Regions from separate parts of the Homo sapiens genome. Here region 2 is linked to region 1. Evidence: read pairs that join two places in POLR2A ChIA-PET (ENCODE). Cell type or tissue: OCI-LY7. All regions are shown on one strand. Links, peaks and the distances in the headings refer to the core of each region. The heading gives the core; the rest is flanking DNA. Region 1 has its middle 50 kb from the start of SCAF8. Region 2 has its middle 110 kb from the start of SCAF8.

Region 1 (5,386 bases), core at 123-5,122:
CTTCTTTATAAAATACTTCTGTCACAGCAACTGTCCATGTCACACTAATTTGCATTTGCTGCATGTGGTGCCAACTTATAATTATTCTCTTGTGACACTTCATGCTCCAAAAATATCAAGCCACTTGTAAGTTCTCAGTGGTACCATGCTCTCTGAACACCTTGTTTTTTACATGCTGTTTACCCAACTTGTATAGGTTCCAAACTCCTACTCTTCTAAGTCGAGGCAAAAACATCACTGCTTCTATAATTATTTCCCTGTCTCAAGATAAACTTGAGTTCCCTCTTTCCATGGTGTCATGGTATCTCATGTAGTACCTGTATCTATTTATCTCTCCTCTTCACCGTTAGACTGTAAACAATTTCAGGTCAAGAATATGAGAATTGGCTGGGCGTGGTGGCTCACGCCTATAATCCCAGCACTTTGGGAGGCTGAGGCAGGTGGATCACGTGAGGTCAAGAGTTTGAGACCAGCCTGGCCAACATGGCAAAACCCCGTCTCTACTGAAAATACAAAAATTAGCTGGGTGTGGTGGTGCGCACTTGTAATCCCAGCTACTACAGAGGCTGAGGCAGGAGAATTGCTTGAACATGGGAGGCGGAGGTTGCAGTGAGCTGAGATCATGTCACTGCACTCCAGCCTGGTCGACAGAGCAAGACTCTGTCTCAAGAAAAAAAAAAAAGAGAGAATATGAGAACTTTTGGAGGGGTCTCACTTTTTTTTTTTTTAAGTCAGAGTCTCTGTCACCCAGGCTAGAGTGCAGTGGCATGATCATAGGTCACTGCAGCATCAACCTCCCGGATTCAAGAGATCTTCCATCTCAGCCTCCTAAGTAGCTGGGACTACCAGTGTGCCCAGCTAATTTTTTAAATTTTTTTGTATTAATTCCAGCGTCCCACCATGCCCAGCTAATTTTTTAATTTTTTTGTATTAACAGGGGGTCTCACTATGTTGCCCAGGCTGGTCTCAAACTCCTGGCCTCAGGCAATCTGCCCTTGTGACCTCCCAAAGTGCTGGGATTACAGGTGTGAGCCATTGCACCCCTCCAGTCTCATGCTTTTCAGTGCTTTGAGCAGTTGTACTTGCTATGTGGTAAGAAGTCAGTGGTAAATATATAGTGAATGAGTGCAAATCAGACAATCAACAGTGATCAATAAATCCTCTACTAATTCAGAGCCTCTGTCATATCTTCCATATTAAAAAAAGAGGTGAGGCATGGTGGCTCATGCCTATAATCCCAGCACTTTGGGAGACCGAGGTGGGAGGATCACTTGAGGCCAGGAATTTGAGACCAGCCTGGACAACATAATGAGATACTGTAACTAGAAAAAATAAAAAATAACCAGCTGGGTGTGGTGGTGTAGGCCTGTAGTCCCAGCTACTTGGGAGGCTGAGGTGGGAGGATTGCTTGAGCCCAGGAGGTGGAGGCTGCAGTGAGCTGAGATCACACCACTGTACTCCAGCCTGGGCAATAGGGGTACTGCTAAGAGAGAGCCAATCCACTCTGCAGTACTTTGGAGAGACTCAAAATTTGCAGATATCAGGTATAGTGGATGATGCTTAAGTTAATGTAAGGAATAATAGACTTTTTTTTCATCTTAAAGGGGATGTTTCCCCCTCATCTGAAAGCTCTATATATGACCACCAACTGGTCTTAGTGAGTAAATTGAGTAAATCAGGTGTCTAAAAATGACCTAAAGAATTATTCCTGGCCGGGCATGGTGGCTCACACCTGTAATTTCAGCCCTTTGGGAGGCTGAGGCAGGCGGATCACCTGAGGTCAGGAGTTCGAGACCAGCCTGGTCAACATGGCAAAAACCGTTCGCTACTAAAAATATAAAAATTAGCTGGCTGTGGTGGTGCACACCTGTAATCCCAGCTACTTGGGCGGCTGAGGCAGGAGAATTGCTTGAACCCAGGAGACAGAGGTTGCAGTGAGCCAAGACAGTGCCACTGCACTCCAACCTGGGTGACAGTGCAAGACTCCGTCTCAAAAAAAAAAAGAACTATTGCTAATAAACTGAAGTAGGCTAGTATATTATGATTGTGGCTGTTATCTGCTATGAAATAAAGTCCCTCCCTTTCCCATCCCCATGTGTGCCTTGTTATAAACTTCTTCATTCTCTTTCCGCAATCACCAGCCAGAGACAGAAACTGACACTTCCTTTTTTGAAAGTGAAAAAGATGTATCAAGTGAAACTCTTTCTACTTTCACTCTTCAATGCCTTTTTGCCTTCCACTTAAGTATGAGCTACCAGAATCTAAATTTGATGAGTATGATTTCCCTGTAGTTAATACGGGGAGGAAGTTTAGAGTGGGGGGTAGAGAGCACATTGATACATTTACACAGTAATCAATCTGTTTGTTTGTTTTTTAATATATCCTCATTGAATATTGCTGTCCTCACTTGCTTTAGTAATTTACTGCTTGGGGTGGCCCCTGTCCAGTCTCTACTAGTGATTTATGGGCTCTTCATTCAGTCTCAGGTTTAAATTGTACTTAAATAACAACCACACACCTCGCCACTCTTGAGATCTGGATGTGTTCAAACTTCTCAACTCCTTCCTGTGGCCATGAGCTAGGTTTAATTATACTATATTTTCTCTTTTTTATTTTTTTCTGTGAGCAAATCTAGGAGGCTCTGACTCATTTCCTTGTCCCTGGAATCCCTTTTATATGTGGTTCAGCCTTCTTTTTCTGTTTCTAATTGTCTTAACCTTATCTGCCTTTTCTTTTTTCTCTGCTTTTCTTATGGGGTATAACTCAATTGTAACTGAGCAAATAAAAATTCAAATGTATTTGAATCTATTTGTGACCACTTATAATAATCAACTCATGAAGTATTGATATGAAGTATTGATATTTTCATTCACACTAGTAGTCTTCAAACACACGCTTACATACACACACACAGCAGTAAGGAAAGCTCAGTCCTTTCAATAAATGATGCGAGGTCAGTTGTAAAGCTATATGGAACAATAAAACTTTTCCTATACCTCCCATACTTCCCACCATTCAAAAAAACTAATTCCAGGTGAGTTGTAATTTATGAAAGAGAAAGCAGTAAAGCTCCTGGAAGATAAAATAGAAAAAATATTCATAACTTTGGATGTGGAAATATGTCTTAAACAGGACGTAGAAGGCCCTCTCAAAGAAAGTAATTGAGAAATTGTTAAATAAAAAATAAAAACAAATATTGGAGAGGAGACTGAGGGCAAAAATAAGGAAAAACTAAAAACAAAATTGAGAAATTATACTTCATTAACTTTCTGTTTTTCAACAAAACACAATTAAAGTTATGAAAAGGCAAACCAAGCAGTAGGAGAGGGTGTTTGCAATTGGTGTAATCGAGTAAATACTTATATTTATAATATACAAAGAACCTCTCTACAAATTAGACAACCTCATAGAAAGTGACCAAGAGACTTGAATGATAACTTAACGACCAATAAACGTTTGAAAGGGGGTCCAAATTCATTAGTCAAATTATAATGCAAATTATAATGGCAATGAGATACCACAACATGCCCAAGGGACAAAGTTTAAAGAGTAAACAATACCATTCTGGGTAAGGACAAGAAGAAATGAGAAATCTCATACACTGTGAGTGTAAACTGGTAGAACTATATCGGGAAACTTAGGCATTATCTGCGGAAGTTGAGTGTGTGCATACTCCACGACCCAGCAGCTTAACTCCCTCTACGTATGTATCTAACGGAAACGCATGCTCACATACACAAAAGACATATACAACAGCGGTCCTCAACCTTTTTAGCACCAGGGACCAGTTTAGTGGAAGACAATTTTTCCATGGACCTGGGAGATAGTGTGGCAGGGGATGGGTTCGGGATAAAACTGTTCCACCTCAGATCATCATTCTTATAAGGAGCATGCAACCTAGATCCCTCGCATGCACAGTTCACAGCAGGGTTCATGCTCCTGTAAGAAAGAATCGAATGCCTCTGCTGATCTGACAGGAGGCCGAGCTCAGGCAGTAATGCTCGTGTGCCTGCCACTCACCTCCTCCTGTGAAGCCTGGTTTCTTTTCTTTTCTTTTCTTTTTTTAAATGGAGTCTCACTCTGTTGCCCAGGCTGGAGTGCAGTGGCACTATCTCAGCTCACCACAACTTCTGCCTCCTGGGTTCAAGTGATTCTTTTGCCTCAGCCTCCCGAGTAGCTGGGATTACAGGCGCGTGCCACCACGCCTGGCTGATTTTTTTATTTTTAGTAGAGATGGATTTTCACTATGTTGGCCAGGCTGGTCTCGAACTCCTGATCTCGTGAACCGCCTGCCTCGGCCTCCCAAAGTGTTGGGATTACAGGCGTGAGCCACAGCGCCTGGCTGTGAAACCCAGTTTCTAACAGGCCATGGACAGGTACCAGTCTGCAGCCTGGGTGCTGGGGACCCCTGAGAATGTTCTGAACAGCATTACTCACAAGAACCAAAATCTAGGGACAAATACACATCTCCAGTAGAATCAGTAAACAAATTGCAATATATTTGTACCTTGGATCCTATATAATGAAAAGAGTCAATTACTGCTATATGCAAAACTAGGTTGGATCGCACAAACATGATGCATAGCATAAATACCAGGCATGAGATAACATGTACCATATGATTCTCTGTAAATAAAACTCAGAAACAGATAATAGAAAACCGAATAGTAGAATGTTTGGAGGAAGGGAGCATAGCATGATTGGTGGGGAGCATAGAGAAGGCTTCTGGGGTGCTGTCTGTGTTCTATGTCTTAAGCAGGTGATGGTGATTGAGGCTGTTCACTTTGAGACAACAGACTGAGCATTTACGATTTGTGCACTTTTCTCTATGTATGTCATACCATGTATGTTGTAGGAAAAAACTGTCTCAGAAAAAAGGTAAATGTATAAATATTGAAATGGGCATAAGGTGAGAGCAGTAGCAAGTTAAGGAAGACCCCACTGAGTTCTATACTGTTAGACTACCTAACATGCTTTAATAGATCCTACTGAAGGACAGAATTGGTCCTAAGGGTAGTGATATGATCTTGGGATAAGGTTCAAATAGTCATAGCTGGCTGGGTGCAGTGGCTTACACCTGTAATCCCAGAACTTTGGGAGGCTGAGGTGGGAGGATTGCTTGAGCTCAGGAGTTTGAGACCAGCCTGGGCAACGTAGCAAGACCTTGTCTGTACAAAATTTTTTTAAAATAGCCAGGCGTGGTGGCACATGCCTGTAGTTCGGGCACTTTGGGAGGCCGAGGCGGATCACCTGAGATCAGGAGTTCTAGACCAGCCTGGCCAATACGGCGAAACCCCATCTCTAGTAAAAATACAAAAATTAGCCGGGCATGGTGGCATGTGCCTGTAATCCCAGCTACTCGGAGACTGAGGCAGAGGTTGCAATG
Region 2 (5,386 bases), core at 138-5,137, 57 kb after region 1:
ACTAACATATTTATCACCTCACATAGTTACTTTTTTTATGAGTGTGATGAGAGCACTCTCCTTGTGTGAAGATCTACTCTCTCAGCAAATTTGAAGTATACGATACAGTATTAACTGTAGTCACTGTGCTGTACATTAGATGTCTGGAATGTAGTCACTCTATAAGCAAACATTCGTACCCTTTGACCAACATCTCCCAATTTTCAGTCAAGTTTAGCAGTTCTTTGTTGCATGATTTCTAGATTTTGAGTCACATTTGAAAAAGCTTTCTTCTTTTCCCCAGAAACCCATTGCTTGCTAAAAAAAAAAAAAAAAAGCCTTCTTATCTAGAGATCCAATGAGCAACAGGAGGACTCTAATTATAATATTATACTGTATACTGGAAACTTGCTAACAAACGAGATTTTAGGTGCTCTTACACACACACACACACACACACACACACACACACACACACAGAGAACTTGTGAAATAATGGCTATGCTAATTTGCTTGACTATAATAACTATTTCACTATGTATATCAAAACATCATGTACATCTTAAGTATATATGATAAAAATTAAAAAATAAAAAGGCCTTTTCCACTATGAATTTTATTTTTGAATTCTTTCACATTTAAAATCTCTCCCTCTTACAGTATTAATTACCTTGCCATTGTGTCTATTGTCATGAAGCTAGTTGCTATGTAAGTGATATGTGTGGACCCACTACGGCTCTTCGAAGTAACAGAAAATTAAATCTCATAACAGAAACATATCAGTGTGCCCAAGAAGGTCACGAAACATTTAAAGTACTACCTAGCAGATTGTTAACTGTGTAAATGTTGTTTTACGTAGTACAAGGTCTCCATTAGTTACTTTAAAAGAGATGTTTATATTACCACTTGAAAAATCTGTTCTGCATAATTTAAAGCTGAATGTAATTACACCTTTCAAAAGTAAACACGTTTGCAAAATCTCAGTGTTTCACATATTGGGTAAAATGATTCCTTTTTTTTTTTTGGAGACAGAGTCTCACTCTGTTGCCCAGGCTGGAGTGCAGTGGCGCAATCTCAGCTCACTGCAACTGCTGCCTCCCAGGTTCAAGTGATTTTCATGTCTCAGCCACCCGAGTAGCTGGGATTACAGGCGTGCACTACCACATCTGGCTAACTTTTTGTATTTTTAGTAGAGACAGGGTTTCACCATGTTGGCTAGGCTGGTCTTGAACTCTTGGCTTCAAGTGATCCACCCGCCTTGGCCTCCCAAAGTGCTGGGATTACAGGTGAGAGCCACTGCGCCCGGCCAAAATAATTCTTATTCATGTATTTTAGGATGCTTTTCCAAGTGAAGGAGGTCATTTTATAAGTTCAAATAATACAGAAGCTTTTTGGAACTTTTAACTCCACCAGTGTGGGAACGTGGAAAGGATTCCACAGAGGAAAGACAGAAAAGCTCAAAGATTTTGGGGCCAAATTCAGAATGAAAATTATTAATTTTCTCTGGCATTTTGATTACTTTTGCAGAAACGAATTAAGGACTTTGAAGTAATAGCAGATAATTCAACTGAGTGAAACATTTTGGTGTGTGTCCACTGAAGAGTAACCTTGATATCTACTGTGTCTTTCCTTAAAGTGTAGTGTAGGACAGACATGGAGTACGTATGGTAAGGACTTAAATAGGATTTCCACTGAAAGTTCAGTTTAACTACAGAAGTTAACTTAGAGATCATCTTTAGTCAATCTTCTCATTTTGTTGATTAAAACTCAAGAATCAAAAGATCAGATAACATGTAGACAATATTACTAGTGAATATCTTGTAAATGAAATATTTATGGATTCATAGAAGTGCATAAAATACATAAAATAAAAAGAAGAAATAAAAATGATTTAATCCATCATTCTTCCTAAGGGAAGGTAAAATGGGTTACCTTATAAAGAAAACATTTGATTACAGGTGGTGGCCCACGCCTGTAATCCCAACACTTTGGGAGGCAGAGGTGGGTGGATCACTTGAGATCAAGATTTTGAGACCAGCCTGGCCAACATGATGAAACACCATCTCTACCAAGAAATACCGGGTGTGGTGGTGTGCAACTGTAGTTCCAGCTGCTTGGAAAGCAGAGATGGGAGAATTGCTTGAACCCAGGAGGCAGATGCTGCAGTGAGCCGAGATCGTGCCACTGCACTCCAGCCTGGGCAACAGAGTGAGACTCTGTTTCAAAAAAATAAAAATAAATAAAACATTTGAAATAAAATTTCAATATAAAAAAATGTAAAGCCATCTTTGAAAGCTCAACTGAGTTATTTTAGAACAAACAAGAATGATTTTACTAGGTGAAGAGTAAGTACATGGAACGTATTTTTTTCAGAAAGTGCTCTCTGTTAAGTTTCAAAGAGATTAAGTTTACGAAGGATTATAATTTTCAAGAAAACCTAGGGCTTTCTGAGTACATTTTTGAGTTCTGAGTTTGACTTCATGGAAGTCAACCATGGCTTTCCAGATAACATTCTTGTCAGGAGAGTATAAGAGCCTGGTTTAATACAGTATGAGGTTTCCTAATGAAAGTCAGTTTCAATAGAAATAACATTATGTCCTTTCCAGTCATCTAAAACTGCCTTCCAGAGTATTTACCCTTAGAAATGAAAAACAAGTATCGGGAACAGTCAGAGATGCATGGAATTCTTTTGGCCCAGTGTCCAGATTATTAGAAAACCAATAAAGTCAATTGCCCATTTTGACTACTGGAATGGTATCAAGAAGCAAATTCAGGGAAATTCATCTTTGTGGGATTATTAAAAAAATAAAGTTTTGAGAGCCAGGGTGCTGTGGTAAGAACTAAAACTGATGAAAATATTTAAACACAAAAAAGACTGTTTAGAATTTGTCACTAAGTTTCATTATTTATATTGGTTGCTTTTCTTCTTAAAAAGAAAAAAAAAGGAAACTTCTCCACAAGTCATTGGCCCTAGGCTTTAAATTAAAGTGGCCCTTGGAGCTTAGGGGTTTTTAAAAACGCAAGTGAAGATTATTGAGCCACTGATTTCATGACTTGGGTTTTCTCTTTATCATTTGTTTATTAAATGGAGAGCAATGACAATTCAGGAAATTGAGGATAGATTGTGTGCTAAATACGAAAAAGGAAATAAGAGAGCAGAATTCTTCTGGGATGCATTCCTAGTTTTGTGTTTTTTTTTCCTCTCTCTCTCTTTTTTCCAACAGAGTTGAACCAGCTCCTGTGGCATGAGTCGCTTTAAATTCAAATTCTGGATGTTACTAAGCCAGACTTCCTTCTGTGAGAAAGATACTGTATATTTAAATAGACTTTTATATACCTGTTTATATACTTAAAGAAAACATTAAATTTTCTTTCAAAATTTTGTTCTAATGAATTGAAGTCTGCAGTAAATGAAATAGGTCTTCATTTAAAAAATAACTTAAAATTACCTTTTCCCCCTGCTTGCATTCCTGTCCCTGCTACCAAAATACATTAATATTGTATATATTCTATTGTAAATTGTATATTGGATACATACATTCGAAAAGTAATTTGGGAATAACATAATTTCTCTTTCTCCATGTTTGGGAACAAAATAAGAAATTCTAGTCACTATTTCTTAGGGTTGAGCAATGTGAGCTTTGGTAATTGGGTATTCTCTGTTTACTGGCTAGTGCTACTATTGGAATATAAACTCAAATAGCCTATACAGTCAGGAAAATGCTAAGGGAAGAGACAAAGACAGGGGTTCTCTGGTTGCAGTTGTATCTCTCTATCCCTTAGAAAGAAAAGATAAACTCAATTTGGCTGGCTTAACAATACATCCATAATATACTCATTCTTTCCTTCTCCTCCAAGCTAGAGATATAGAGAAGAATAAAAATATGTTTGTTTCGTTTTGTTTTTTCTTCTTGTGTGTTTAATAAAACCATCTCTGAGTTAATGTTGTGTATAATATCTCTTGAAAATCATTTAAATATTTGAGAAGTAGAATGGAGTAAGGACGTTGTATTAGTCTGTTTTCACACAGCTGATAAAGACATACCTGAGACTGGGTAATTTATAAAGGAAACAGGTTTAATGGGATCATAGTTCCACATGGCTGGGGAGGCCTCACAATTATGGCAGAAGGTGAGGGAGGAGCAAAGTCACGTCTTACATGGCAGCAGGCAAGAAGAAAATGAGAACCAAGCAAAAGGGGCTTCCCCTTACAAAACCATCAGATCTCATGAGACTTATTCACTACCACAAGAACAGTATGAGGGAAACTGCCCCCATGATTCAGTGATCTCCCACCAGGTCCCTCCCACAACTCATGGGAATTATGGGAGCTATAATTCAAGATGAGATTTGGGTGGGGACACAGCCAAATCATATCAGACCTTTTTATATTTGTTGATTGAGGACTGAAACCAGAGAGCTATCTTTCACCAGCATTACCTTGGTACAAATTTAAAAAGAGAGAAAAGGAAAAATATAATCCTTGATCTTAATTTGTCTTCCCACAAACTAGAGCAAAATAGTGAGATATTTCTAGGCTGAAACAAATATTCAGAATATAGCTGAATATAGGAAATCATAATATACCTTGAGGATAATTAGACTATTTCTTCTCAAGTTTGGATCTTTCACTTATTTTACTTACTCCCTGTCTCTCTCTGTAGTCTTTGGAGTGATATTTGTAAATTGTTCCTTGTCAGCATTTCAAGTCCCTTGGCATGTCGGAGAGACAGGCACATGTGAGTTTTGGACACTGCAAAGGTCACATTTGTGCTTTTTTTTTTTGACTCCTGGCAGTTAGAGAACAGGCCATCAGCTCAGGAATTCAGAGGCTCCTGGACTTGGAGAGACAGACGATGGGGTGGAGTCTGGCTACCTGGGCTTGCGTACCAGCTTCCCCACTTACCAGCTCTATAGCCTCAGGCAAGTACCCAGCCTCTGAGAGCCTCACTATCCCAACCTGTCAAACGGGATAATTACTTTCTTTTCTTTCTTTTTTTTTTTTTTTTTTAGATAGAGTCTTGCTCTGTCGCCCAGGCTGGACTGCAGTGGTGCGATCTCTGCTCACTGAACCTCCGCCTTCCAGGTTCAAGTGATTCTCTCACCTCAGTGTCCTGAGTAGCTGGGATTACAGGAACCTGCCACCACGCCCAGCTAATTTTTGTGTTTTTAGTAGGGACAGGGTTTCACCATGTTGGCCAGGCTGGTCTTGAACTCCTGACCTCAAGAGATCTGCCCACCTTGGCCTCCCAAAGTGCTGGGATTACAGGTGTGAGCCACTGTGCCTGGTCAAGGGACAATTAGCTTCTTCAGAGGGTTATCATGTGATAGAGTTTGGGTGTCCCCTCCAACTCTCATGTTGAGATGTAATTCCTAGTGTTGGAGGTGGGGCCTGGTGGGAGATGTT

What was found. ChIA-PET counts read pairs that join two places held together with the same protein. Peaks named below come from ENCODE experiments on the same cell type or tissue, not always from the same donor. Only the 100,000 strongest peaks of a DNase experiment are listed, where the experiment ranks them.
Region 2: POLR2A ChIA-PET joins it to region 1 with 5 read pairs; 2 of 35 experiments call an interaction of 5 or more read pairs at or near these places.

Annotation. Positions count from the first base shown.
Region 1 is chr6:154,681,112-154,686,497 of GRCh38, reverse strand. No RefSeq gene overlaps it. Among named protein-coding and RNA genes, the nearest start is that of SCAF8, 50 kb to the left of the region's middle. In OCI-LY7, for the core only: no CTCF peak of the experiment used is centred there; DNase peaks (open chromatin) are centred at 2,167 and 3,687; H3K4me3 peaks cover 1,507 bases; H3K27ac peaks cover 2,391 bases.
Region 2 is chr6:154,623,697-154,629,082 of GRCh38, reverse strand. No RefSeq gene overlaps it. Among named protein-coding and RNA genes, the nearest start is that of SCAF8, 110 kb to the left of the region's middle. In OCI-LY7, for the core only: no CTCF peak of the experiment used is centred there; no DNase peak of the experiment used is centred there.